Linked DNA regions of Homo sapiens: region 2 is linked to region 1. Evidence: read pairs that join two places in POLR2A ChIA-PET (ENCODE). Cell type or tissue: endothelial cell of umbilical vein. All regions are shown on one strand. Each heading gives the region's core, and the rest is flanking DNA. Links, peaks and the distances in the headings are about the cores only. Region 1 overlaps LINC00674 (long intergenic non-protein coding RNA 674). Region 2 has its middle 34 kb from the start of AMZ2.

Region 1 (17,540 bases), core at 4,317-12,316:
GAGAAAGACCTGAAGGAGATCCAGCACCACCTGCAGAAGCTGGAGGGCCGCCGCCTGGACTTTGACTAAAAGAAGCGGCAGGGCAAGATCCCCGAAGAGGAGCTGCACCAGGCGCTGGAGAAGTTTGAGGAGTCCAAGGAGGTGGCAGAAACCAGCATGCACAACCTCCTGGAGACCGACATCCAGTAGGTGAGTCAACTCCCGGCCTTGGCAGAGGCGCAGCTGGACTACCACCGGCAGGCCGTGCAGATCCTGGACCAGCTGGCCCAGAAGTTCAAGTGCAGGATCCGGGAAGCTTCCTCACGACCCAGGCGGGAGTATAAGCCCAAGCCCCGGGAGTGCTTTGACCTCGGAAAGCCTGAGCAGTCCAACCGGGGCTTCCCCTGCACCACAGTCCCCAAGATCGCAGCTTCGTCCTCTTTCCGATCTTACGACAAGTCCATCTGGACTCCTAGCAGGAGCATGCCGCCCCTAGACCAGCCGAGCTGCAAGGGCTGTATGACTTGGAGCCGGAGAAAGATAGGGAGCTGGGCTTCCATGAGGGCGATGTCTTCATGCTGATCAACCAGATGAACGAGAACTGATACGAGGGCATGCTGGACGGCCAGTCGGGCTTCTTCCTGCTCAGCTATGTGGACGTGCTCGTGCCTCTGCCCAGTGACTCAGGGGCGCCCCCGCCCTGCCCCTCCATCCACACTGGGTGGCACCCCCTGCTGGGTATCCTGCCTTCCACGGGGCCCCTGCTGCCAGGGCAGTGTCCAAGCCTGCTGGCGCCACCCAGGCCGGGGCCCTTGAGGTACTCCCTGAGCAGGGCTCCACACTTGGGTGGGGGGCTTATCTGGGTGGGTGGAGATGCTCGTTTACACTAGCGGCTGATCCCCAACAGTGACGGCTCCCTTCCCCACTCCATGGCGCCGGCCTCCTCCCCGCTCCCCAACTCCTTGCCCAGCTGGCTGAGGCAGAGCAACACTAAGGTGCTCTCAGAAACACTAACGTTCCTCCAGGGCAGCCCCCACACCTCCATCCTGAACCCACGGTGGCCCAGCCCACTGCCTACCCTCGAGTTCCACGGCCTTAACAGGCTTGGATCAAGCGTCCCTGTGGGGTGGCTCAGAGACAGGACTCTGGTTTTAAATCCTCCCCGCGCCTGGTGCTGGCGATGAGCCCTAGCCCCACTCCAGGGCCACTGTATCCCAGCCTCACACATGCACTCCTTCTCCCCAAGGCCAGGGCAGAAGGCCTCACTGCTTCCCTGGCCTGCTGTCAGCTTGCAGCCCAGGGACAGGGGCCAGTTGGGATCTGCCCCACCTTCCCCCCCCCAACACCTCCCCCCTCCTAACCAGGACAGAGAACATGACGTCCTGCAGGGCCCCGCCTCCCAAGCCTTGCCCTCACAAAGCCAAGTACCTTTTCGGCTTTTTAACTGCCCCCAGCCAGGCCCACAGAAGCCTGTGTCACTCTGGCACAAGCTGCCACCACCAGCCACCTACACAACCCTCAGCACACCTTGCACGGGACCACAGCCCCAGCTGTGCTGCTGAGGGCCAAGCACAAAGGCTCCAGTGAGCAAATCTTCAAGCCCCTAGTGGCCACCCCACCCTGTGGGAAGTAGCCGCAGCCATCTCCTCTAGACCATGGCAGGCAACCCCGGGGTTCCCAAACCCCTGCCCAGACCAGCAGGTCTGCAGCCCAGACATCTGCTTCCTCTGTTGCCCAATCCAAAACTGATGAAATGGAGGGTCCTCTGGGCCGGGCCACATTCACATTCCCCTCCCCCTGAGGCCCAGCGAAGCCTCCAGACCCCAGGCTCTGCTCTGCACCCTCCACGTCAGCAGTACATGAGGGCACAGACATCCTGGCAGAGATGAGCACACAGCCTTGGGCACGGTTCAGGGCAAACTGAAATGTATGCCTGAATTTTGTAAACAGAAGTATTAAAGGTCTTTCTACAAAAAAAAAAAAAAAAATCATGAACGCTAAATGCAATGTCTGATGTTGGATTGGATTCTGAATTTTTTAAGCCATGTTATGATTGGGACAATTGTGAAAATGTGTATATGGGCTGCATAGTAGACAATGATAATATGAAGTTCCATTGGGTGATGATAGTCCTCTGGTTATGCAGGAGAATGCCTTGCTTCTTAGGGGCTGCACACTGAAGTCTTTAATGGCAAAGGGTCATTTTGTCTGCAACTGACTCTCAAATGGTTTGTCCAGAAAATGTATAGACATACACACATGGAAAGCAAATGTGGCAAAGTATTAGCAACTGTTGATTCCAGATGAAAGTTATACAGGTGTTCATTATACCATCTGAAAATGCTTCCTAGCCATCCTAAGGCTTAAAGGAAAAAAAGAAAATGTTTAAAATCAAAAGTCGGGGGCAGGAAAAGAATAACAATTAAACTTCAGGCTCATGCCTGTAATCCCAGCACTTTGGGAGGCCAAGGAGAGAGGGTTGCTTGAGCTCAGGAGTTTGAGACCAGCCTGGGCAACATGGTGAAACCCCATCTCTACAAAAAATACAAAAATGAGCCAGGCATGGTGGCACTCACCTGTAGTTCTAGCTACTCAGGAGGCTGAGGTGGGAGGATCATTTGAGCCCAGGAGGCAGAGGCTGCAGTGAAGTGAGATTGCACCACTGCACTCAGCCTGTGTAACAGAGTGAGACTTGGCCTCAAAACAAAAGAAACACTTTTGTGTCAGAGTTAAGGTTGCTATATAAGTAAAATGCTAGGTTACGGTTCTGGGTACATTCAATCTGTATGAAGATCAGAGACCTCTATTGGACCCAAAGGAATACTAGTCACTTGTGATTATTCCTCTATAGGTTTGAAAGATGTGTCAGACCAACTTATTGGATGCAGTTTTAATCTAAAACTCCATAAATTGTACCCCCAACTCATAGACTTCATTTATCTGTTGAATACTCTTCTGTTTCCACAGTCTTAATGTGGCCCTAATAAAGTCATCCTTTTGGAGGACTCAGAAAAGGCCCCCCCACAACCTCTGTAATGTAATAATTACAGTAGTTAACATTTATTGAGCACTCACTGTGTGTCAGGCATTTTTCAGGTACTGATTCATCTAATCCTCAAAACTCATTAGAGGTAGGTACTATTATAATGACAAGGCCAAGGAACAGAGATTAATCAATGTGCCCAAATTCACATTATTCACAGAGCTGGGATTTAAGCCTAGTCTGGCTGTGGAATCTGTATTCTTAATGACCATGCTATATTGCTTAAGATTAACCTTGAGAATTTACTCCAGTTACAAAGATTGTTTTTATTTCTCTGAAACTGCCCCCAATGAGCCATAACAATAAATTAATCAATTATCTTGGTTATCTCTTTTGCCCAAGTTTATATTTCAAAAAAAATTCAAACATACCAGAAAGATGAAAGAATAGCACAGAATCCAATCAAAGATTAGGCACTGCATGTCATGTCTTCATTTCCTTTAATCTAAAACATTCCTCTACTTTTTTTGATCTTTCATGACATGGCATTTTTTAAGAGTCAAAGATAGTTGTTTTGTAAATTGTCCCATAATCTGGATTTGTCTGTTTCCACATGATGAGATTCAAGGTAAGCATTTTTGGGAAAAATACTGCATAGGTGATATATCCTTCCTGCCTCGTGATTGCAGGTGGCTCATAATGCTAAGTTTGATCACTTGTTTAAGGTGATCTTCCAGATCTCTCCATTGTAGTTATTTTGCTGGGTGTGGTGGCTCATGCTTATAATCCCAGCACTTTGGAAGGCCGAGACGGGCAGATCGCTTGAGTCCAGGAGTTTTAGACCAGCCTGAGCAACAAGGTGAAACCCTGTCTCTACTAAAAATACAAAAAAAAAAAAAAAAAAAAAAAAAAATTAGCTGGGTGTGGTGGTACAAGACTATAGTCCCATATACTTGGGGGGCTGAATTTGGAGACTCACTTGAGCCCAGGGTGGGGGTCGAGGCTGTTGTGAGCTACGATTTTGCCACTGTATTTCAGCCTGGGTGACAGAGTGAGACTTTGTCTCATAAAAAAATAAAAAATAATTTTTCCCTTTGGTAATTAATAAAATATCTGTGTGGTGGTACTTTGAGATCAGTAAAGATCCTGTTCTCAAATGTCTTCTCACCCAGCTGTGTCCATCAATGACAATCCTTGTCTGAATCAATTTTTATTACATTGGTGGTTGCAAAGTAACACTTTTTAAAATTCTGTCATTCCTTCTACATTCATTAGCTGGCATTATTTCATTAAAGAACAACTCCCTCTCTTTTTAAATATCATTCTTCATGGATTCTTTTTTATATATTAATTATGTTGTAGCTTATTGTTACTCTTTTGAATGCTCAAATTGTCGAGATTTGGCCAATGCAATCTGTTATTTTTTTAACCCCACAATCCAGGTTAAACTGAGCTATTTTTAATGCCCAGAGTAATTTCTAATATTTCCCACTGCCAACAGAAATTGAGAAAGGGACTCCAGAAGTTGGGGGCTTATTCAGACTCTTCTTAGAAGTCTACTTTCTTCCTGTGTACTTTCAGCCCAAAGTGAGACTTTTGAGTTGGGAAGAGATACTTCTGAATTAAACTACTGATCAGTGTCACCCAATTCTAATCCCAACCACTTTTATTCTAGGCATACCATACTCACTGCCATGCTTACCCTTCAGTTGGGCACCTTTGTCCTCCTTCCCATTGCCCTTCTGGTTCCTACCCAACTGTCCAGTCCACAGGCCTCAGTAACACCTTTCTGCCCAGCCCTGTGGTAGCGTTGGCCTGCCTCCTTTGCCTACTCAAGTAACTGCTTTACCACTATTTATTGTTTTGTGTTTTCATCTTATAGGATCTTACCTAGCCATATGGCCTGCTGCCTCTGCCAATTTAAAAATAGCATTGAGGCTGTCTGCAAGACAGTCAAGCTGCATTGCAACAGTGCATGTCTGACAAACACCACACATTGTCGTGAGTCCAAATTGCCTGGTGATAAATTGTTACATTATTTTAAGTATTTGTTTTTAAATTTATTTTTAATTGATGATAAAATTTTAAGCTAATGATATAATTGCTTTATTTACTCATTCAGATTTAAACTCCCTCAACTTCTGAACTACTCCCTTGCTGGGAGTCAGGTTCTCAGTTATTATTACAAAATTTAATAATGGAACTGTTCCATATGCATAAAGGACCAAGAGAAGGGAATGAGAAGGCTAGGGAATGACATTAACATCCACACCCTGTGTATTGTGCTCCCTACTTGGTGATTTGCCCCCAGTGATAATTTCTTCATATAGTGCGATGTAGTTTGTAAGCTGGTTTTATATGCATGAGGTCTCAAGTACTCTCTGCCTTTTAGGACAAATGTAGATCCAGTTTTGTTTTTGTTTTTACAATTTTATAAGAGTACAAGTGATGCTGTTTTATTTGAAGCCTGAGAGCTTCTGGTTCCATAACCAGAAATTGCTCCCTGGCTCTTCTAATGGAATGGAGGGCTTTTCCATTCTTAGACCATCCAACTCTGAACTTGCTCTGAATCTCAAACCTTTCTATTCACAGAACAAATGCTCAAGTGCTTTCAAGAGTTTTTCTGTAGATTAGGTTTATTAGCACCAACTTCATGACTTCTAAAATGTGACTGCTTTTATGTCCACATAGCTTGAATACAGGTATCTACCAGTGATATGGGGTGGATAATTAATAATGCTTGGCTACTTATATAAAGACAGAGTTGCTTATTATTCAAAAGTTTTTTTTTTACCAACTAAATTATTCCCTTCTCCCCAAGAGGTGGGCAGAAAAGCATTGTTAATCTCCTTTTACGGACGAGGAAAAACAAGATCAGAGGTGCTAAGTGCTATAGCTTAGTGCCAGGTCTTCTGTCCCCAATTCTGGGTTCTCCCCAAGCCCATGTTTCTCCTTTCTCACAATTTTTACTTCTTCCTCTGACCCTCAGCACCACCCAAAATACTTTTAATTCTGGAAAAGAAACCCAGCTGCACACTGGCACACTTGACCTTCATGCGGCCAGAAGCTTTGGATGGTTCCCCATCCAAAATATTAGAGATGAAATGAAAGCAAAGTAAGCATCTGACAAAAGCTGCTTTTTCCCTTCTGCATTTTAGGACCTCAAGTAATGTTTATCCAGAAACTGCTATCATACCATAGATTCATTGTATATTTAACAACATAGGCATACCATCTGGCAAATTAAAAATCTCTTAACCTATACCCTGGATCTCTGCCCAAATTTAAGAAAAGGACTAGGGTGGGCACAGTGTTTTTTCCATGTCACTTCTTCTTTAATGGGGCTACGATATGTGGTAGCAGAGAATGGGGTGGGTGGGTGGAGTGCATGCCAGATGAGGATCTATCAGCAATGGGAGGGGGCCTCCACTTTAGCATCTCCACCCTGCTCCTCTCAGAGGATAGCCTTTCATTGCATTCAGCTGTGATGGTAGTAAGAACACAGGCACACTGAGGATGAGGAGGGAGGCTTGTGCTCTCTCTGCATCTGAGGCAGGACAGCACAGGGTACGGAGCAGTCTGCAGAGAGGACAGCTCATCAGGGAAGCACTTGTCTTCCACCTTGGGCTTTGACTGAGCACTGGGCAATTGGCCCCTGGGGATCAACGAAATAATCCTAAGCAGAGTTACTCTATGTCACACTAGGAATGTTCCAAGTAAGTAGCCATATTTTCAAAAGATGTCTTTTCCTCCTTTTGTTGTTGCCATTTCATAGATTTAGGCTTGGGTGTGTGTTTCTCCTCTCTGAATGGCACTCTAATGTTTGCTGACTCCTACTTTGTGTGACTGGGGCATACAGCTGTGGACTGATGCATGCCGTTCCATTATCTTTCATGATCAAAGCAGTCTCTTTTTTTTGACAGGTGAAGAAGCATCTGTAGGGAATCCAGAAAGAGTGTTCATGAAGGTGTTACAAGCCCAGAAGAAGCACATGAGCATTGAGCTGACTACTGAGCCGGAGGCAGCCTCAGACAGCAGTGGCATCAACTTGTCAGTCTTTGGGAGTGAGCAGCTAGACACTTATGATAAGAGTGATGTTATCACTGCGCTAAATTACATCTTGCCTTATTTCTCAGCAGGAAATCTAGATGCGGAATCAATGTTGTTACCATTCATTAAACTGCTTTTTTCAAATGTGCAAGATGGAGATAAGCTCCTGTTTTGAAAAACAATACAAAGAGCCCCTTGTTTCAACCTGCATCCAACAATTCAACTTATGAAAATAAATTGAGAAAGGTGTATTTGCTAGAAAAGATGTTAGATGCAGAAATACAAGAAAAAAATCGATGAAGTTAAAAGGGAAGAAAAAACTGCCATGCTTATGCAGTCCAGCCTTCTAGGTAACAAATTTAAATGCCAAATATTTGAAAAGAAATTAGAAACTGTCCAACCACAGGAAAACAGCCTGGCAAAGGTTCAAAGTGTAGGCAAAAACCTGCAGAGAGTGAACAGAGTCCTCATGGGCCCAAGGAGCATCCAGAAAAGGCCCTTCAAAGCGGTGGGAAAGCAGAGTATCAGGAGGGAACAGGGTGCCCAGGCATTTGGGGAGAATGCTGCCAAAGAAAAAAGGCTCGGGAGTCCAGCCCCAAGGGAGCTGGAATAGCCTCACATAGTGCAGGGGCCCGAGAACGTAGCGGGAAACGCCGTCTACACCAAGCCTTCATTCACCCAAGAGCAGAAGCCAACAGTCTCCTCTTTGCTGAAACCCTTCTCCATGGGCATGCCTTCTGCCTTCCACAACTGCAAAAGCCCTACCTCAGGTCATAGACAGATTGAAAGACTTAGCCTACACCATTTTAATTTTAGAAAATGCAAAGGCTAGAGTTAAAAAATATGAAGGCTGCTAAACGAGTAGTACATTCCAGAAAAAAATACCACTTTCATAAAACTCACTCCCGTGTGGCCCACAGAACACCCAAGGCCAAAAAGATTAGAAAATTGAGAAAGAAAAGTTATCTCAATAGACTGATGCTCGCAAAGAGGCCGCCGTTCTCTGCAGTGAAGAGCCTCATAAATTCCCCTTCACAAGGGGCTTTTTCATCCTCAGGAGACCTGAGTCCTCAAGAAAACCCTTTTCCAGAAGTATTTGCTCCTTCAGAATGTTTTATAGAAAACACTACTGTAAAAAACACAACTGCAAGAAATGCCTCTGAAGAAAACGTTTTTATGGAAAACACTACTATGCCAGAAGGCACCATCTCTGAAAACACAAACTACAATCATCTTCCTGAGGCAGATTCCCACTAGGACTGCATTCAACTTAGAGCCAACTGTTAAACAAACTGAGACAAAATGGGAATACAACAACGTGGGCACTGACCTGTCCCCCGAGCCCAAAAGCTTCAGTTACCCATTGCTCTCATCCCCAGGTGATCAGTTTGAAATTCCGCTAACCCATCAACTACAGTCCGTCATCCCCAACAACGATGTGAGAAGCTTCATTTCTCATGTTATCTGGACCTTGAAGACGGACTGCTCCGAGACCTATGTGCAAGTGACCTGTGCCAAGCTCATCTCCAGGACAGGCCTCCTGATGAGGCTTCTCAGTGAGCAGCAGGAAGTAAAGGCGTCCAAGGCAGAATGGGATACAGACCAGTGGAAAACTAAGAACTATATTAATGAAAGCACAGAAGCCCAGAGTGAACAGAAAGAGCAGAAGTCGAGTGAGGTGAGGACCACACAGAAACATGAGACCCAGACTTTCCCATCATTTAGCATATGCCAGGAAAGTGCCCACACAGGAGAACCTGGGACTCCCAGGCCATAGTTTGTCTTGGCCATGTAACTTTGGCCATGACAGTGATCTCCCACTTTGTTCATTTAGAGAGTGAAACAGATTAGTGCACAGGATGAACTGTAGGCTGGGCATGGTAGCTCACGCCTGTAAACCCAGCACTTTGGGAGGCCGAGGTGGGTAGATCACTTGAAGTCAGAGGAGTTTGAGACCAGCTTGACCAATATAGTGAAACCCTATCTTCACAAAAAATACAAAAATTAGTTGGGTGTGGTGACTTGTGCCTATAATTCCAGCTACTCTAGAGGCTGAGGTGGGAGGATCACCTGAGCCCAGGGAGGTCGAGTCTGCAGTGAACTGTGATCACACCACTGTACTCCAGCCTGGGTGACAGAGTGAGACCCTGTCTCAAAAAAAAAAAAAAAAGAACCTGTAAGCTACTCAACTAGAATACTGGGGTTTTGAAAAGTTAGCTTTCACTCTTTTTTTAATTGTTCTTTCCTTTTTTCTTTTTTTTTTTTTTTAGCTCACGAAAGAAGTTCCAGGATATGGCTATAACAACAAACTAATCTTGGTGATATCTGTGACTGTAATACTAACGATTTTGATTCTAATTTTTTGTCTTATTGAGGTAAGGACAATAATTAATTCAGGTTTTCAGAAAGCAATCCTGTCTTTGTGTGGATTCAGAACCCACAAACTGAAAACCAAAGCCACTTCCCCACTTGACATTCTTCTTCAGTCGTTTAAGGCTGAGGTATGCTTTGTTCTTTTACTGCAGTGTATATTCCAGGATTTTTAAAGGATCCTCGCTTCCAAGAGATCTCTGTGAATTGAAACAAAGTTAATCCCACTAGACCATTTTAAGAAGTTGATATAATAGCAAAATTTCTCCCACCCAAAACTATGTCAACAATTGGATGTACTCACCAAGTCACCCTTACTCTGCCACTAATTTATTTCCTTGTTGCTGAAATGATGAGAGATGTATAATCTCCACCCTCACGGAGTTGTCATCACCCTGGAGAGGAAGGAGACAGCCAAAAGAGAGAAGTATTGTCTGGTAGATTTATTAGAGTCACAAAGTATCATCCTTCTCCAGTGTGTAAGGCGTTGTCTAAATAGGTCCAGTTAAAGCACTGCAGGGTAACCATCTTTTAAAAAAATTGTTGGCCACATTTTTAAGTTCACAAGGGAGGGGAAATGTCTCATACTGTAGCCCTCCTGAGTCTAGGCCCTCTGTGAGATGTGCCCATTTCTTGGACACCATATGAGACATTCCCCCTCGGATTAGAGATGCTCAACCTGCATTAACATATCTAAAGTCTACATCTGGCCACTCTAGGGTGAGTCCTGTTTACAGTGCCCATTCCTGGAGCTTGCCTCTGTTTGCCTTTTGTTTGATTACATGATGCATTACTTTTCCCAATAGGCCAGTGCTAGCATATTGGAAGAGTGATTTAATAAGCTGGCAACCTTGATGCTATCCTACCAATCCAACCTTATTTGCCTCATTTACCATTTCCACTATTGTGGCAGCCAGCCCTCCATTCCAGCCAGAGCAGCCCCTCACCATCCCCCAGTCACACCATCTGCATTTCTGCTTTTGTCTGTGCGTTTGTTCATCTAAAATTCCCTTATTTCACTCTGCCTGTGGGAATCCTATGAATCTCTCAAAAGCCAACTCAAGTTCATCTTTCTGCTTGAAACCTTCCCTGAATATTCCAGCCCTCCTGAGCCTAGTCCCTTTGTGAGATTTGTCCCCATTTCTCGGACACCATATGAGAGACTTCAGAGGCTGAAGTGGGAGGATTGCTTGAGCCTGGGAGGTCGAGGATGCAGTGATCTGTAGTCATACCACTGCACTCTAGCCTGGGCAACAGAGCGAGGCCCTGTCTCAAAAACAGCCACCACCAAAAACTATCTGAGGATTTGAATAGGATTACATTAAATTTGTAGACTAATTTGAGAATTGACATCTGTACAACATTCTAGAAATGTGCTGCCTCATGTACTCATTTCTTTTTAATGTCTTTCAGAAGAGTTTTAGGGTTTTCATCATATAGATTTTATATATTTTTTGTTAGATAAAAGATCTTTGCATTTTTGTTCCTAAATACTCCATACATTTGTATTGCTATTGTAAATGGGATCTTCCTTCCATTTTCTAATTAGTTATTGGTGGTACATGGGAAAAGTAGTTGAGGTCTGTGTGCTGCTGTCTTGATTTTTATATAGCCACTGTATTGAATTCTCATATTACTTCCAGTAAGACAAACTTAGTTGATTCTCTTAGGCTTCCTTGGCTGTCTCACATTTATCATTTCATATGCAAATAATCAGTTTTGTCTCTTCCTTTTCAATACTTATATTCTTTCCTTCCTTTCCTTTTTCTTTTTTTTTCTTCTTTCTCAGGGCCTTGTTGTCACCCAGGCTGGAGAGCAATGGTGTGATCTAGCTCATTGTAACCTCAAGCTCCTGGGCTTAAGGGATCCTCCTGCCTCAGCTTCCTGAGTGGCTGGGACTACAAGCAGGCAGCTAATTAAAAAAAATTTTTTTTGTAGAGACAAGGTCTCGCTATGTTGCCTAGGCTGATTTTCCTGCCACTTTAGAGGAAGGACTTTTTTTCCTACTTTTAAGAGTTTTTTATTAGGAATTGTCTGTTGAATGTTAGCTAAAATAGTCAATAAAATGTATTAAGTGCCAGCTGCATGCAAGACCCTAAGTTAGATACAGTCAGCCCTCTTCATCATCAGGTCCACATCTTCAGATTCAACTAGATGAGGCTGAATATTTGAAAAAAGAAACAATAAAAATACAAATAGAAAAGACAGCATAACAACTGTCACCATTGTACAATATCTATACATTTTATTAGTGATGACTTAAAGTACATGGGGCCAGGTACCGTGGCTCACCCTTGTAATCCCAATACTTTGGGAGGCCAACCTGGGCAGTATAGTGAGAACTTGTCTTTACTAAAAATAAAAATTTTTTTAAAATTAGCCAGGTGTGGTGGTATGCACCTGTAGTCCCAGCTACTCAAGAGGCTGAGGTGGGCGGATCACTGGAACCCAGGAGGTTGAGGCTGCAGTGAGCTGTGATTGTGACACTGCACTCCGGCTGAGCAACAGAGGGTGATCTTGTCTCTAAGTCAATAAAGTATATGGGGGGATGTGTGTTGGTTATACGCAAATACTGCACCATTATATGTAAGGGACTGAGCATCCACAGATTCTGGTATGGCGTGGCAGCGGTATCCTAGAACCAATCCCCTGCAAGATATCAAGGATGACTGAACTGTGGAAGAATCAAAGCACTGTTAAACAGCATACAATTCCTATCTTCAAAAAAGTTATTTCATCAGGTAGATGAGACTTATAATGAATAATGAATAGAAGCAATGAATACAGATTTGGAGATAGTGGTTGTTGTGATGGATAATCTTAATTGCATTTTCTTCCAAAACATATTCATTCTCATAGAAGGGCATCAGAAAAAGATAAAGAAGGATCCTCAATGTCAGGCCGCTGAGCCCAAGCTAAGCCATCGTTAACCCCTGTGATCTGCAGGTATTCGTCCAGGTGGCCTGGAGCAACTGAAGAACCACCAAAAAAATGAAACAGCCAGTTCCTGCCTTCACTGATGACATTCCACCATGGTGATTTGTTCCTGCCCCACCCCAACTAATCAACTGGCCTTGTGACATTCCTCCCCTGGACAATGAGTCTCATGATCTCCCCATCCTGCACCTTGTGACCCCTGCCCTGTCTGCAAGAGATAACTACCTTTAACTGTAATTTTCCACCACCTACCCAAATCCTATAAAGCTGCTCCACCCCATCTCCCTTTGCTGACTCTCTTTGTGGACTCAGTCCACTTGCACCCAAGTGAAATAAACAACCTTGTTGCTCACACAAAGCCTGTTGGTGGACTCTCCTCACATGGACATACGTAACAGTTGGGAGTTCAAGACCAGCCTGACCAACATGGCGAAACCCCGTCTCTACTAAAAATACAAAATTAGCTAGGTGTGGTGGTGCAGGCCTATAATCCCAGCTACCTGGGAGGCTGAGGCAGGAGAATTGCTTGAACCCAGGAGGCGGAGGTTGCAGTGAGCCAAGATCGCACCATTGCACTCCAGCCTGGGCAACAAGAACAAAACTCTGTCTCAAAAAAACAAACAAAAACAAGAAACCATGAAGCTGCATGACAAGGAGTCTTCCAATGAGGATGAGATCTTCAACAGGGACACCAGGTAGACGACAGGGCCCTCACGGTTCCCATCTAAAATGAGGAGGGGGTGAGAAGCTAAATTGCTCCTTTCAAGAATCAAAACCTTGGCACTGTTATTCTTATCCCAGGGACACTGAATCCCCAACAGAGAAGACCCCAACTGGAGAGTCGGCTGCTGAGGGGGAGGAGAGTGAGGCCCTGCTGTAGGAGGAGAACACAGAGTGACTCCAGCCCACATCAGGCCTCCTGCAAAACTACTTATTTTTTCATTCATAATTGAGATTTTATTAGTTGAGGATCAGTACAGACATTTCAATTTGTACACAATTCTTAACACACGTAAAGAAAATCTAAAAAGCCAGGTATTGTAATTCTTTTTTAAAGTTATTCCAGTGACTTTCCAGCTTAAAATTTGGAAGCAAATTTTCCTTAACAGGCTATCAAGTACCAGTATCTTCACATGTTGATCAGCTGTGACATACATCCCAGCAGTTCACAACTGAACTGTTTCAAGCAATTCTCCTGCCTCAGCCTCCCAAGGTTTGTCAGTATACTTTTTTTTTTTTTTTTTTGAGACAGAGTCTTGCTCTTTCACCCAGGCTGGAGTGCAGTGGCACGATCTTGGCTGCAGGTTCAAGGGTTCAAGTGATTCTCCTGCCTCACCCTCCTGAGTAGATGGGATTATAGGTATATGCCACCTCGTCCGGCTAATTTTTGTATTTTTAGTAGACGGGGTTTCACCATGTTGGTCAGGCTGGTCTCGAACTCCTGACCCCGTGATCCACCTGGCTCAGCCTCCGGAAGTGCTGGGATTACAGCCGTGAGCCACTGTGCCTGGCCTACTGTCTAGTTTTTTAAAAAATTATGATAGCCATCACTGTGGGTAAGAAGTGGGAGCTCATCGTGGTTCTGATCTATGTTTCCCTGACAGTTAATGAAGTTGAACATCTTTCCATGTGTGTATTGGCCATTTGTGTATCTTCTTTGGAGAAATGTCTATTCCAAACCTTTGGCTTTTTTTTTTTTTTTTTTTTTTTTTTGAGACAGGATCTCACTGTGTTGTACAGACTGGAGTGCAGTGGCATGATCACAGCTCACTGCAGCCTCAACCTCCCGACCTCAAGTGATTCTCCCACCTCAGCCTCCCACGTAGCTGGGATTATAGGCATGCGGCACCATGACCAGCTAATTTTTTGTAGAGATGGGGCTTTGTGATGTTGCCAGGATGGTCTCAAATTCCTGGGCTCAAGTGATCCTCCCGCTTCAACCTCTAAAAGTGCCAGGATTACAAGTGTTAGCCACCACATTCAGCCTACCTTTGCCCATTTTAAAACTATGTTTTGTTGTTGTTGTTGTTGGATTATAATAGTACTTTTTTTCTCTTCTTTTTTATTTATTTTTGAGACAGAGCCTTGCTCTGTCACCCAGGCTGGAGTGCAGTGGCATGATCTCAGCTCACTGCAGCCTCAACTTTCCAGGCTCAGGTGCTCCTCCCACCTTAGCCTCCTGAGTAGCTGGGACTACAGGCTCACACCACCAAGACCAGCTAATTTTTTTTATATTTTTTATAGAGACGAGGTTTCACCATGTTGCCCAGGCTAGTTCTTTAAATCGTATATATTCTGGATACTAGAACCTTACCAGATACATGATTTACAAATATTTTCTCCCATTCTGTTCACTCTTTTGATGGTATTGTTGGCAGCATAAAAGCTTCTAATTTTGATGTAGTTCAATATATCTAGTTTTTGTCACTTGTGCTTTTGGTGTGGTATCTAAGTACCCATTACCTAATCCAAGGTCACGAAGATTTACTTCCATGATTTCTTCTAAGAATGTTATTTTAGCTCTTACATGTGAGTCTGTGGTCCATCTTGAGTTAACTTCTGTGTATCAAGGATGCAGATACCCAGTAGAACCAGCACCATTTGTTAAAAAGGCCGTCCTTTCCCCCATTGAATTGCCCCACTTTCTCCGTTAAAAACTTTTTGAGGAATGATGTATCTAAAGTACCAGATCTTCAGTGTCCTCCACCTTGGTGAGTATTTACCTATGATGTGCACCCTGTGACCACCACCTAGATCAAGATCTAGAACATGTCTAGCCCACCAGAGGCTCCTGTGTACCTTCTCCCAGTCATTGTGCCCCTTGAAAACCACCATTCTGACTTCTAGAGCCGTGCGTTAGTTTTTCCTGTTGTTGAACCTCACGCCTATAAATGGAATCACACAGTATGTACTCTTTTGTATCTGGTTTCTTTCACTGAACACTACATCTGTGAGCTTCAGCTGTACATACAGCATAAGACTGTAGTTCATTCTTTTCCATTGTTCTGTAATACTCCATTGTAAAAATATATCACAGCCTATCACCCATTCTCGTTAATGGACATTTGGGTTGTTTCCAGATTTGTTTGAGACGGAATCTCACTGTGCTGCCCAGGCTGGCGTGAAGTGGCATGATCTTGGCTCACTACAACCTCTGCCTCTCAGGTTCAGGTGATTCTCCTGCCTCAGCCTCCCACGTAGCTGGGATTACAGGCACGTGCCACCGCACACAGCTAATTTTTTTATTTTTAGTAGACACAGGGTTTCACTATATTGGCCAGGCTGGTCTCGAACTCCTGACCTTGTGATCCGCCCGCCTCAGCCTCCCAAAGTTCCGGGATTACAGGTGTGAGCCACCACGCCCAGCTGTTTCCAGGTTTTGACTATTATGAAGAAAGCTGTAGTGAACATCTTGTACGTGCTTTTGGAGAACCTCAGTGCTTATTTCTGTGGGTATATACCTGGGAAAGGAATTGCTAGGTTCTTGGATAGATTTACTTTTTTTTCCTGAGACGGAGTCTCTCTCTGACGCCCAGGCTGGAGTGCAGTGGTGTGATCTCGGCTCACTGCAACCTCTACCGCCCCGGTTCAAGCAATTCTCCTGCCTCACCCTCCTGAGTAGCTGGGACTACAGGCACGTGCCACCACACCCAGCTAATTTTTTGTATTTTTAGTAGAGATGGGGTTTCACTGTGTTAGCCAGGATGGTCTCGACCTCCTGACCTCATGATCCGCCCGCCTCAGCCTCCCAAAGTGCTGGGATTACAGGCGTAAGCCACTGTGCCTGGCATGTTTAGCTTTAATAGATACCACCACCAAACAGTTTTCTGAACTATTTGTGCTAATTTATACTCATATTGGCAACAAATGAGCATTCTAGTTGCTCTTTATCCTGGCCAATGGTGTTACCAATCTTTTTCATTTTAGCCACTCTAGTAGATGTGTAGTGGTTTTAATTTTCATTTCCTTGATGACTAAAGATGATACTTTTTCATTTACTTATTGGCCAGTCAATCCTCTTTTATAGAATGTCTGTCCAAGTTTTCATCCCAGTCTTAAATTGAGTTGTATGTGTATGTATTGATTTGAAGGAGCTCTTTGTATATTATAGATATGAGTCTTTTACTGGACAAAAATAGTATATATATCAAGTATCTTTTTCTAGTCTATAGGGCTTGACTTTTAAATGTCCTAATGGTATTTTTATTGAACAGAGATTCTTTTAATGATGTGCAGTTTATCAGTCTTTTTGTTTATGGCTTGCTTGGTTTTTGTCCCATTTAAGAGATATTCATCTCCCCCAAGGATCTGAAGGTATTTGCCTATATTATCTTCTAGAAGCTTTAGTGATTTATCTTTCACAATTAGGTTTATGATCTTTCTGGGATTAATTTTTGTGTGTGGTGTGAGTTAGAAGTCAAAGCTCATATTTTTCCATATGGGTATGTGATTGGCCTCGCTCTGTTTCTTGAATATGATCATGTAAATCACAGAACTGTCAGTGTGGGTCAGCCTCTTCATATTTGCTATTCTGAAGATGCTTCAGTACATCCTGAAGATTTACTTCCTGAAAATGAATGCTCTAGGACCCTGAAGGTTTTGACTGTGCACCTGCCAACTCAAGCTGAAGGTTGAAGAGGAAAGCTCTGCAGCCCCTGCCTCGAGCTGGAGGCAGAGTGACGTCTGCTGGGGATGCAGGCTGGGCACCCCACAGGGCTCCACAGAGTGGCACTGACCATGTTGAGTTCACTCCTGCCCAAGGTCTAGCTTCTGCTTTGCAGGCTCAGGCATCCTGTCTTGCCAGGGCCTCAAAGCTTGATGGGACAGGGTAGCATCTCTGCTCCATAAAAATCTTAAAATTCACATTTGTCTCCTTCCTTCCAGTTCCCTTCACCTACCTTTGTTATTTTATGTTAAAGACATTGGGATGGTCATAATTTATTCCCTCATCTTGTATGATTCTGGGCCAGGCACTTGCTGGAGATACCAAGAAAAAGAACCATTCCAAACAGCCTTATAGCTAGGATGGGGGAACAAAATAAACTTACGATTGGCATGTCAAGAATCTCTTGGAAGTTCAAGAACTATTCAAGAAGGAAGACTCTTAGTCTTCCTTCTCTTTGAGTGCCTGTTTACAGTGGTTATGGTCTCAGCACTAGCTTAATGCTGACACTAATTATTCTAATTTTTTTTTTTTTTTTTTTTTTGAGACAGTGTCTCA
Region 2 (13,458 bases), core at 3,605-11,604, 86 kb before region 1:
GAGGCGGAGGTTGTAGTGAGCCGAGATCGCACCACTGCACCCCAGCCTGGGCGAGACAGATTGAGACCCTGTCTCAAAAAAAAAAAAAAAAGAGAAAGAAAAAGAAAAAAAGTGTCCCTGATTGCACGTAGATGGAAGGAATTGCCTTTCTCTGAAGGGTTGGAGCATTTTATCTAGTCCCCTCGAATGGTATCTTGGCTTAAGTACTTATGCACCTGTGTCTTCTCCCCTGCTGGACTGGAAGCATCTTAAATTCAACTCCATAAGTGGATCATTTTCTTATCACCCAAAGTGTCCAGCACATGGGTGACATAGTAGACATTTAACAAATTCAGTTAAATTCTACAAACATTTTTTGAGCACTTATACTTGATGGGTATATACCCATCAAGCTACTAGACTGAGGATTCAGAGGCAAATGAGACAAATACAGTGATCTCTGACTTCCGGGAGCTTACAGTCTAATCTAGAAGTCAGACTGGAAGACAAATAGTTACACATGTGATGACCGAGATCAATGCAGTAGGTGAACTCTTGTAAAGCAAGGGGAGGCATAGTCTTTGCAGGTCAAATGCAGGGCTGATCTTCTGCCTCTAAATGTTTATTAAGTTTTTTCTTCATATAAAAGTAACCAATGCTCTTTGTAGAAAATTTAGAAAACAGAGAAGTATAAAGAAGACAAAATATTTTGTGATTCCCATCACTCAGAAAAGCTAACATTTTGCCATATTTACTTTTAATCTCTTTGCTAACTTTGTGGAGTGACTGAAGTCTCAGATTCTTTGAACAGCCTTATTGAGATATAATTCATATGCTATAAAACTGGAGAGCCAGTCTCCATACTGGCAGGGTGGCATTCTCTCCACTCCTCCACAGTCAGATTCTCATCACAATTTGATTGAGATTTGAATTAGATTGAATCTGATGGGCACTCAAAGAGCTTAACAGGAGCATCTGTGTAGCAATGTCGAGTTCACAGCACAGTGGAGTGGAGGAGCTAAGAATCTATGAACAATAATAGCTTCAAAATAAGGTACAGAGGTCAGGCGAGGTGGCTCATGCCTACAATCCCAGCACTTCGGGAGACTGAGGTGGGCAGATTGTTTGAGCTCAGGAGTTAGAGACCAGCCTGGGCAATATAGCGAGACCTCATCTCTACAAAAAAAAAAAAAAAATTTGCCAGATGTGGTGGTGCGTAACTGTGGTCCCAGCTACTTGAGAGGCTGAGGTGGGAGGATCACTTAAACCTGGGAAGTCAAAGCGAAAGTGGCCTATGACTGTGCCACTGCACTCCAGCCTGGGTGGCAGAGTGAGACCCTATCTCAATAAATAATAGTAATAATAATAATAGCAGTAATGTGGAATGATTTAAGTTCCCTGAAAAAGCAGTAACATGGGATAAGTACTCAGAGAAAGAACTGCTTCTAGCCCAGGATGCATAGCAATTGGGATATCCTCCCTTGAACTGGGTCTTGAAGGATGAGTAGGATTTGCCATGTGGCAAACAGAACCAGACAGAAGAGGTGAGAGGTGTGGGGCAAAGAAGCCATCTAGTTTAGCTAGAGTGGAGGAAGCTGGAAGGGAAGGCCGGTTAGAAAAAGGCTGATGCAGCTGGGCACGGTGGCTCACACCTGTCATCTCAGCACTTTGGGAGGCTGAGGCGGGCGGATTACAAGGTCAGGCGTTCAAGACCAGCCTGGCCAACATGGTGAAACCCTGTCTCTACTAAAAATACAAAATTAGCCAGGTGCACCTGTAATCCCAGCTACCTGGGAGGCTAAGGTAAGAGAATTGCTTGAATTTTTGGGGGTTGCAGTGAGCCGAGATTGGGCCACTGCACTCCAGCCTGGGTGAGACTCCATCTCAAAAAATAAAAAATAAATCTTGGAGGGTTGAGGTAGGGGGTTACATATAGACCACTTTAGGGGTGACCGACTAGTCTAATCGAGATGACACTGGCTTGTATCACGGAGGGACAGTGGGAATGGAGAGAAACTGATTCAATATTTATTTTAAAGGCATAGCAAACAATAAAGGAAAAAGTTTATTCTCATATTTCTAGCTTGAGCAGCTGGTGGGACAGTAATCCCATTTACTAAGATGAGAACACTAGATGAAGAGTAGGTAATGGGGGGAAATTATGAGTTCAGTTTTAAACACATTTGAGGTGCCTGCTTTGCAGACATGTCCAGGAGTCTGCTGGACATACAGAACTGAATGTGGACAGAAGGAATTCAGACACAGGTCTGATGGCAACTAAAGTCAATAAGCTCACATGTGGCTTGTAGCTAGAAAGGGGAGTAGAAAGCTGTATAGATTTAAAAGTATAGTTTAGTTCATTTGGAAAATGAAAAGAATATAGATTGATTTTAAATGCTGCTTAAATGCGTGTGGTGGTTCACACCTGTTGTAATCCTAGCACTTCGGGAGGCCAAGGCTGGAGGATCGCTTGAGCCCAGGAGTTCGAGACCAGCCTGGCAACATAGTGAGACTCTGTCTCTACAAAAAAAAAATAAAACATAATGCTGTGTTCACGTAGTTTTATTTAGAATGGACAGTGACAGAAAAACATGCTAATCTTATCTGCCCATTTCTATTTTAGTAGGTCCTAATTTCAGAGCAAAGATTGACAGGATAAAAGCAATAGTTAACAAAGATTGGCCCACTTACATAATGAATGAAAACTGACCTCTAAGTTATATGCTGAATATGTCTTGGTTCCTCAGGTGGACCATAAATTCATGTATAAGAACCTTTTTTTTGGCCGGACACGGTGGCTCATGCCTGTAATCCCAGCACTTTGGGAGGCAGAGGCAGGCAGATCACGAGGTCAGGAGATCGAGACCATCCTGGCTAACATGGTGAAATCCCATCTCTACTAAAAATACACAAAATTAGGTGGGCGTGATGGCGGGCGCCTGTAGTCCCAGCTACTCAGGAGGCTGAGGCAGGAGAATGGCGTGAACCCGGGAGGTGGAGCTTGCAGTGAGCTGAGATCACGTCACTGTACTCCAGCCTGGGCGACAGAGCCAGCCTCCATCTCAAAAAAAAAAAAAAAAAAAATCTTTTTTATTATATGCTTCACTAACCTATACAAATAACATATTTTTAAGCACTTATTAAATAAAAGCAATAATGGAAAACTTAATTTCTATAAATTGCTAACATTACAATTAAAACCTCTGCATACTATAAACTGTGTGAAAATTTTACATGGCTTTAAAACTATCATGAGGAGTCCACATGTAATCTACCACAAAAGTACAGTTAAACTGAAATTACTTTAATCTCATTTTCATAAAAGATGTAAAATCTTTCAGATTTGTCAAAATTGTTGACACAGAACACTTAATTATCACTATGTTTAAAGTTTCCTACTTGACTTTACATAGAAAAATACTCAAGATATCACAGCATGGAAAAAGATAATCCTATTTGCCTGAAATCATCTTTAAAATCTGTGCACTTTATTATGCATCAAAAAAGGCAATTTGAATGACGACTATAGCTTTTAAAGCAAATAAACTTAAATGAACAGTTTTATTGACAAATATAACTTGAGTAAAGAATTTTACTGTTCCACTAAGAAAAACAGAATATTTGATTTCCTCGACAATGTATCAAAAATTCACCCACAGGTATTTGTCATCTGAGTCATGTGATTTCAAAGGTTTGCATTTATGTAACTATCAAATAGTATATATTTTGCTTCCCTGAATGCTGTTTCATATATTGATACTGATATATCAGGAAACAGAACTTTTCTGAAAGGCCACTTAGTTGAGATTTTCTTAAAACGCCTTTATTTCAAAATTTTAAAGACTTTTTTTTTTTTTTTTTTGAGACGGAGTCTCGCTCTGTCGCCCAGGCTGGAGTGCAGGGGCGCAAACTCGGCTCACTGCAAGCTCCACCTCCCGGGTTCACACCATTCTCCTGCTTCAGCCTCCCGAGTAGCTGGAACTACAGGCACGTGCCACCACGCCTGGCTAATTTTTTTGTGTGTTTTTAGTAGAGATGGGATTTCACCATGTTAGGCAGGATGGTCTCAAACTCCTGACCTTGTGATCTGCCCGCCTCAGCCTCCCGAAGTGCTGGGATTACAGGCGTGAGCCACCGTGCCCGGCCTAAAGATTTCATAAATACTCACTGCAGATATAACAAAAACCATTACAGTATCTTTCTCCTCGAGTTATAAGCATTGGTTTTAACAGCTAAAACAATGCAAGTTGCAGATTTCTCAAGAAGATGGTTTGAAAACTCTATAGACTACAGTATAAAATAAGGTATTGAAAATACTCTCATAAAATACGTTCTGAAAAAAATTCCAGGTTCTACCTCCTAAGAGCCATAGGATCTTGGGCAAATCAAGGGCAAATTATTTAACCTCTTTGAGATTTAGTCTCTTCATCTATAAAATGCAGACAAAAATAGTGCCTGCAAGGCAGGGCATGGTGACCCAGGCCTGTAATCCTATCACTTTGGGAGGCTGCGGTGGGAGGATTGCTTGAACCCAGGAGTTCGAGACCAGCCTGGCCAACACAGTGAGACCTCTACAAAATAAAAAATAAAAAAATCAGCTGGGCGTGGTGGCACATGCCTGTAGTCCCAGCTCCTAGGGGGGCTGAGGTGAGAGGACAGCCTGAGCCTGGGAGATTGAGGCTGCAGTGAGCCATGATCATGCCACTGCACTCTAGCCTGGGCGACAGTGAGACCCTGTCTCCAAAAGTGATTAATTAAAAGTAAAATAAAATTTAAAAATATAGTACCTGCGTTATTGGGCTGTTGGGAGGTTTAATTTTAAAATACATAAAATGCTTAGGACACTGTGAGGCATGCATGAAGTGCTCACTAAATGTTGCTCTTGGCTGTTACTAACTTATCACAACTACTTCTTTTTACAGGTCTCTGAAACTAAGACCTATACCACTGATTACTGTGTAATGAGCCTTACAGATGTCAAGGTTTTTCTGTATGTGGACAAGACACCTTTGGTCTGTATCTGGCCAAAAAGGGCAGCACAGGGAAAGAAAGAGGCAGTGAGAGTGAATATCCAAAGGGTAAGGACAAGCAGCACAGAAAGGAAGGCACAGGAATGGGAGAATTGGAGCATGGACTAAATTTCACTTACTTCCTAATTTGTTCCCAGCCATCCTGATGACTATGAGCTCCTTTCAAGAGGGCACTTGAGATTGCGTGAATGTGACCTGCTATAACTGCTGAATGTCTATACAGAGTACAAGCACCGGGCTCCCTGACAGGCAGCCATCACTGAATTTCCACTTACAATGACAACACAGCAGTAAACTTTTTTTTTTGGAGACAGACAGAGTCTCACTCCATCACCCAGGCTGGAGTACAGTGGCTCCATCTCGGCTCATTGCAACCTCCGCCTCCTAGGTTCAAGCGATTCCTGTGCCTCAGCTTCCTGAGAGCAGTAAACTTTAAACTTTAAAAATGTGGTTACAGTTATTTCACCATTTGGAATGACCTTGCTGACAAAGGTTTCCATGTTACCACCTCAACAGTGAAATGTTAAAACAAAGACAAAAGCAAAAAATGGCACAATGAATACCATGACCAGATGTTTGGGAGGTAAGGGAGCAAGAAAAGAAAAAAGTTACACATATTTTACACATATTTCTTAAAATATCTGATCCAAACCAAAAGACATAGAATATACATTTAAAACCTTATGTATTGTTTCTCTTAGCAGTTTCTGGGTTAAGGTGACAGATTTCATTTTGCTCCCTCCTGAAACCTTCTTAAAACCATACTAAAGAAATATTGTTAGTCTGGACGCAGTGGCTCACGCCTATAATCCCAGCACTTTGAGAGGCCGAGGAGGGCAGATGGCTTGAGCTCACAAGTTCGAGACCAGCCTGAGTAACATGGTGAAACCCTGTCTCTACAAAAAATGCAAAAATTAGCCGGGCGTGGTGTCACACACCTGTAGTCCCAGCTATTTGCGGGACTGAAGCAGGAGGACTGCTTGAGCCCAGGAGGTCGAAGCTACAGTTAGCCAAGATAGCGCCACTGCAGTTCAGAGCTTGGGTGACAAAGTGAGACCCTGTCAAAAAAAAAAAAATTGTTAAAGACTAACTCATAAGGATAAAGTAGGAGACACACAATTAAAAAAAAAATTCTGAAAGTAGATGAACAAGTGATTACTGCCTCAGCAGACTCAAGAAAGTCTGATCTCCAACTAAAAAGGAAGGTGAAGTTGAGAACACAATCCTCAAAACGCAATGATAACAAGGAGGGGTGTCTCTAGAATAGGGAACTGGCTGGAGCAGATTCCTAAACCATCTCTCTCCCCTTCAAGCTGCCAAAGGTCTAGTCTCTAGAGGAGGTAAACTGAGGTTCCCTGGACTGGGAGAAACCACGCTCAGTTGTGAAGAAAGGTACTGTACAGAAAACTGAGGATTTAAGTGACGATATACATAGTAAATGCTGTGTGCACAATAAATGAAGCTTTCTTCCACCACTCAGCCACCAGAATACCACCAGCAAGACCTCCATGCTTCAAGCAGGACACAGGAAAAGGCCTTTCCATGCCATCGCTCCTCTAGAGCTTACTCTCGAGGACAGACCTCAAGATACTGACAAGAGGGATTTCCCCCAATAAAAGAGACAATGAAAATCATCCAATGGTTAAGTCAAAATTGATAAGGCCCACCCACTTGCTCAGAGCTTCCAACTGGCTACAGAGTACCACGATGTTAATGAGAAGCAGAAAATTAAGAATTAATAAACATCTGAGGAAGAAATAAAAAAAAAAAAGAATAGGAAGCAGCAACTTAGAAGAAACAGACCATGCACAGAGGAGAAAAAAAAAAACCTGTCATTAATAGCCTCAGAAAAGTAAGAGAAAATACTATATCCAGGACACAGAAACAGGATTTTACTAATTTTTTTAAAGGAAGATTCTAAAAACAAAAGAGCTCTTAGATAATAAAAATATGGTAGCAGAAAGGAAAAACTGGATAGTAGGGTTGGACGACCAAGATAAGGAAATCTTAAAAACCTGAACACATACAAATACCCCAAAAAGAAAAAGAGACAAAGAGGAAAACTGGAGAGAAATGATAAGAATGTCAGAAGACCAAAATAGGAAGTCCAACGTTCAATAAAATCATAGCTCAAGATAAATACAAGAGGGAAAAGAGGAAGTTGTCAGGAGAAGTTCTCAGAATCAAACACAATTGCCAGATTGAAAACGCCCACCAAAAATACCTCGTGGATGAAAGTGGCCCACACAAGGGCGTATCACTGTAAAACTGCAGAACACCATAGACAGCGAAGATTCCGTAAGCTTCCAGCCACAAAGAATCAAGAATCAGTGTGGATTCAGACCTCTCGACAGCACATTGATAAAGTTTCTACTCTCCTTTCCATTCCCTGCTCTGACACTCATTTCATCCTACCAGATTTTTTCATGTGACCTAATTCTAAGAACTGGAAGAGGGCTTTGAAGACTTCAGAAGCTGAAGACGCAAAGTAGCCCATCCCTCTGCCCAGTTTGTTTTATTCTCCCCATTTTGGTTATTATGATTTTTTAAATCCTTTCATTCTTTTCACTCAGAAAGAGGCAAGTAATTGATTTCCTTATGAAGAGGCCAGGCAGTCCATTTTTCATGGCGTTCAGCGTGCACAGCAAATCTAAAACCATTGTCTGGCAAATGCAGCTTGCAGCCGCAATCATTTTTTTCACCAGGTAAGCCGGCTGGCGTATGTTTTTAAAATTTTATTGTTAAGTATTGTCTTTTACTGGTTAAATCAATGATAACATTCTTTACTTTGTGGTTGTGTTACTCAAAACGAGGATTTTTAACAATGATAAAAAATAAAGCTTGTTAGATCATTTTTAATGGTAATGAATTGGTTCCTGAAGATTTGATTAAAGAGAACTAGGCCAATCTAAGCAGAGTCCAAATGAGGTAGAAAGTCCATAGAGAACAGGAAAAAAGGAAGTTGTGGAACCACAGACACAGTAAAAGGAAAAAATTGGCCAGGTGCGATGGCTCACTCCTGTAATCCCAGCACTTTGGGAGGCTGAGGTCGGTGGATTGCTTGAACCCAGGAGTTTAGGCAACATGACAAAACCCCCATCTCTACAAAAAATACACAAACAAAAGACATTAGCCAGGTGTGGTGGTGTGCACCTGTATAATCCTAGCTACTTGGTAGGCTGAGGTGGGAGTATCGCTTGAACCTAGGAGGTGGAGGTGGCAGTTAGCTGAGATTGAGCCGTTGCACCCCAACCTGGATGACAGGGTGAAAGAGACCCTGAAAAAAGAAAGAAAAGAAAAAAAATTATTTAATTAAATTATTTATTTTTGTGACAAGGTCTCTTTCTGTCTCCCAAGCTGGAGTGCAATGGCATAATCATAGCTCACTGCAGCCTCAAACTCCTGGGCTCAAGGCATCCTCCTGCCTTAGCCTCCCAAAGTGTTGGGATCACAGGCATAAGCCACTTCAAGGGTAGATTTTTTTTTCTTCTTTGAAACAAGATTTGGTTCTGTCACCCAGGCTGGAGTGCAGTGGTATATTCTTGGCTCACTGCAACCTCTGCCTCCTGGGCTCAAGCAATCCTCTTGCCTCAGCTTCTCAAGTAGCTGGAACTACAGGCACGTGCCACCATGCCTAGCTAATTTTTGTATTTTTTGTAGAAAAGGGGGTGTCGATATGTTGCCCAGGCTGGTCTTGAATTACTGGGTTAAAGTGATCCACCCACCTTGGCCTCCCAAAGTGCTGGGATTACAGGTGTGGGTCACCACACCTGGCCAAAAACATGTTAAGTTTTAAAATCAAAAGAAAATCAGCAAGCCATTTTGCATATTTTTCTGGAGATATATAAATACAGATATATATAGATAGAGATAAAGATATACAGATAGATCTGGACTGGAAACCTTATGATAATATAGTATCAGTTGGGTATAACTTAAAAGGACAAAGGGAACTGATTAAAAAAGACTCAAGGCATATATATATACATACACACACATATATACATATACATATATATACATGTACATATATACATATACATACACATACATATATACATATACACATATATACATATACATATATACATATACACATATATACATATACATATATACATATACACATATATACATATACATATATATACATATACATATATACATATATATACATATACATATGTTTTCCCAATTCTTCATACCACTTTTTATTTTTATTGAGATATAATTAATTTATACACCATAAATTCACCCTTTTAAATAAGTGCACAATTTAGTGGGTTTTAGTATAGTATTCACAAGGTTGTAAAACCATCACCACTATTTAATTCCAAAACATTTTTTCTTTTTTTTTTTTTTAAGACGGAATCTTGCTTTGTTGCCCAGGCTGGAGTGCAGTGGTGTAATCTTGGCTCACTGCAATCTCCACCTCCCAGGTTCACACCATTCTCCTGCCTCAGCCTCCCGAGTTGCTGGGACTACAGATGCCCGCCACCACGCCCAGCTAATTTTTTTGCATTTTTAGTAGAAACGGGGTTTCACTGTGTTAGCCAGGATGGTCTCGATCTCCTGACCTCATGATCCTACCGCATCGGCCTCCCAAAGCGCTGGGATTACAGGCGTGAGCCACCGTGCCCGGCCAATTCCAGAACATTTTCATCACCCCAGAAAGAAGCCCCAGAATCACTGGCCCTACTCAACCATTTCCCCTCCCATTTCCTGGCAAGTATTTACTTACTTCCTGTGAATTTGCCCATTTGGGACATTCCATATAAACGAAATCATACAATACGTGATTTCACTAAACAAGATTTTTGTGTGTGGCTTCTTTCAAATAATTTTTGAAAATTGTGGTAAAGTATGCATAACATAAAATTTACACTCTAACCACCTCCCCCCCCCCCTTTTTTTTTGAGACAGGGTCTCACTCTGTCTTTCAGGCTGGAGTGCAATGGTGTAAACACAGCTCAGTGCAGCCTCAACCTCCTTGGGCTCAGGTGATCCTCCTACCTCAGTCTCACAAGTAACTAGGACCACAGGCACACACCACCACACCTGGCTAATTTTTGCATTGTTTGTAGAGACAGGATTTCTCTATGTTGCCCAGGCTGATCTTGAACTCCTGGACTCAAGTGATCCTCCCACCGTGGCCCCCCAAAGTGCTGGAATTACAGGCATGAGCTACCACACCTGGTTGTCTCTAACCATTTTTAAGTGTACAATTCAGTAGAGTTAAGTATATTCACATTGTTGTACAACCAATCTCCAGAACTTTTTCATCTTCCCAAATGGAAACTCGTACCTATTAAGCACTAACTCCCCATTCTCTCCTTCTCCCAGCCTACAGTAATCACCCTTCTACTTTCTGTCTTTACCAATTTGAACACTCTAAGTACCTCATGAGTGGAATCACACAGTATTTGTCCTTTGGTGACTGGCTTATTTCGCTTAGCATAATGCCCTCAAGGGTTCTCCATGTTGTAACATGTCGGAATTTCCTTCCAAGGCTGAATAATGTATCTGTTATATGGATCAATCACATTTGGGTTATCCATTCATCAGTTAATGCACATGTAGGCTGTTTCCACCTTTTGGTCATTGAGAATAATGCTGCTGTATACATATGTGTATACGTTTTTGCATGACCATTTGTTTGCAATTCTTTTTTGACTATATATGTATGAATAGAATTACCGGGTCATATAGTAGCTCTAAGTTTAACTTTTTGAGTAACTGCCAAAGCATTTTCCAGTGTTACATGGTTTTACATTCTCTCTAACAATACATAATGGTTCCAATTTCCCCAAATCCTCCCCAACACTTTTTATTTTTATTTTTTTTAAACATTACAGCCCTGCTAGTGAATGTGAAGTGGTATCTCATTGTGGTTTGGGTTTTAATTTTATAATATTTTAATTTTTAAAATCAAAAGAATATACTGGGGCTGGGGTGGTGGCTCAAGCCTGTAATCCCAGCATTTTGGGGGGCCAAAGGGGGTGGATCACCTGAGTTTATGAGTTCAAGACCAGCCTGGCCAACATGGTGAAACCTCATCTCTACTAAACATACAAAACTTAGCCGGGTATGGTGGCAGGCACCTGTAATCCCAGCTTCTCAGGAGGCTGAAACAGGAGAATCACTTGATCCGGGAGGTGGAGGTTGCCATGAGTCAGAATCACGTCACTGCACTCCAGCCTGAGAGGAGACTCTGTATAAAAAAAAAAAAAAATATATATATATATATATATATACATATACACACACACACACACACACACACCCACAATTATTTTCTTCTATAATATTATTTTACAAAAGAAGTCCATCACTAACACACGCTTGCATGCAAAATACAAGACACATCTAAAGGCCGGGCATAGTGGCTCACGCCTGTAATCCCAACACTTTGGGAGGCAGAGGCAGGCGGATCACTTGAGGTCAGCAATTTGAGACCAGCCTGGCCAACATAGTGAAACCCCATCTCTACTAAAAACACAAAAATTAGCCGGGCATGCTGATGGGCGCCTGTAATCCCAGCTGCTGGGGAGGCTGAGGCAGGAGAATCGCTTAAGCACAGGAGGTGGAGGTTGCAGTGAGCCAAGATCGCGCCATTGCACTCCAGCCTAGGCGACAGAGCAAGACTCCATCAAAAAAAAAAAAAAAAGTACTAAAATTAAGTTGGCAAAAATTTACATGTAGTCCTTTCTACATATAAGACATAAATATCTGACACTGAATTCATTCCTTTTATTCTCCATACAGCCTCCCCGGACAAGTCTGGCAACGATTCTGACCATCCGGCAAAACAAATTACCTTTTTCCAGTTTATGTTAGTGTCCAGCATTGGTGGGTTCCTGGTCTCACTAACTTCAAGAATGAAGCCGCAGACCCTCGCGCTGAGTGTCACAGTTCTTAAAGGCGGCGTGTCCGGAGTTTGTTCCTTCTGGTGCTCGGATGTGTTTGGAGTTTCTTCCTTCTGGTGGGTTCGTGGTCTCGCTGGCTTCAGGAGTGAAGCTGCAGACCTTGACCTTCCAGGTGAGTGTTACCGCTCTTAAGGCGACGTGTCTGGAGTTGTTTGTTCCTCCTGGTTGGTTCGTGGTCTCGCTGGCTTTAGGAGTGAAGCTGCAGACCGTCGCGGTGAGTATTACAGCTCGTAAAGGCAGTGTGGACCCAAAGAGTGAGCAGCAGCAAAATTCACCACAAAGAGCGAAAGAACAAAGCTTCCACAATGTGGAATGGGACCTGAATGGGTTGCCACTGCTGGCTGGGGCAGCCTGCTTTTATTCTTATCAGGCCCCACTCAAAATCCTGCTGATTGGTCCATTTTACAGAGAGCCGAGTGGTCTCTTTTGACAGGGCGCTGACTGGTGCCTTTACAATCCCTGAGCTAAACACAAAGGTTCTCCACCTCCCCACTAGATTAGCTAGATACAGATTGTCGATTGGTGCATTCACAAACCCTGAGCTACACACAGGGTGCTGATTGGTGCATTTATAAACCTTGAGCTAGATACAGAGTGCCGATTGGTGTATTTACAATCCCTTAGATAGACATAAAGGTTCTTCAAGTCCCCCACCAGAGTCAGGAGCCCAGCTGGCTTCACCCAGTGGATCCCGCACTGGGGCCGCAGGTGGAGCTGCCTGCCAGTCCCGCGCCCTGTGCCCGCACTTCTCAGCCCTAGGGTGGTCGATGGGACTGGGCGCCGTGGGGCAGGGGGCGGTGCTCGTCAGGGAGGCTCAGGCCACACAGGAGCCCACGGGGGCAGGGGAGGCTCAGGCATGGCGGGCTGCAGGTCCCAAGTGCTGCCCCGTGGGAAGGCAGCTAAGGCCCTGCGAGAAATTGAGCACAGCAGCTGCTGGCCCAGGTGCTAAGCCTCTCACTGCCCATGGCCGGCGGGGCCTGCCGGCTGCTCCAAGTGCGTGCCCACCGAGCCCACACCCACTGGGAACTCACGCTGGCCCGCAAGCACCGCTCGCAGCCCCGGTTCCCGCCTGCGCCTCTCCCTCCACACCTCCCCCGCAAGCTGAGGGAGCCGGCTCCAGCCTTGGCCAGCCCAGAAAGGGGCTCCCACAGTACAGTGGCGGGCTGAAGGGCTCCTCAAGCGCGCCCAGAGTGGGCGCCAAGGCCGAGGAGGCGCCGACAGCCAGGGAGGGCTATGAGGGCTGCCAGCACGGTGTCACCTCTCATTAGGACAACCTACGTAGGTTTATATTTGGCTCAAGATAATACTACTCTACTTCTCCAGTAAGTAAGCATTTATGAAAAATCAGAAACTTTTCAAGTTAACCACTTCTACTACAGCAGTCTCTCTGAGAAAGACATGACACACCTTACTTCAAGGAAAAAAGGGTCCTTTTTCCTCACAAGTATTTTCTCATAAACTTTATTTTTTTAATGCTTTTAAAAACAGATTCTAATTTAATTAATCTAGATTTGCAAAATTAT

Evidence for each region. ChIA-PET counts read pairs that join two places held together with the same protein. Peaks named below come from ENCODE experiments on the same cell type or tissue, not always from the same donor. Only the 100,000 strongest peaks of a DNase experiment are listed, where the experiment ranks them.
Region 2: POLR2A ChIA-PET joins it to region 1 with 6 read pairs; 3 of 35 experiments call an interaction of 5 or more read pairs at or near these places.

What each region holds. Positions count from the first base shown.
Region 1 is chr17:68,117,627-68,135,166 of GRCh38, reverse strand. It overlaps LINC00674 (long intergenic non-protein coding RNA 674), which reads right to left. Exons shown (of 6, transcript NR_027418.1): 5 at 9,687-9,777; 6 at 1-9,582. It also overlaps the pseudogene LRRC37A16P and the pseudogene SH3GL1P3. Among named protein-coding and RNA genes, the nearest start is that of LINC00674, 25 kb to the right of the region's middle. In endothelial cell of umbilical vein, for the core only: no CTCF peak of the experiment used is centred there; no DNase peak of the experiment used is centred there.
Region 2 is chr17:68,207,416-68,220,873 of GRCh38, reverse strand. It overlaps a transcript of AMZ2 not described here. Among named protein-coding and RNA genes, the nearest start is that of AMZ2, 34 kb to the left of the region's middle. In endothelial cell of umbilical vein, for the core only: no CTCF peak of the experiment used is centred there; a DNase peak (open chromatin) is centred at 7,113.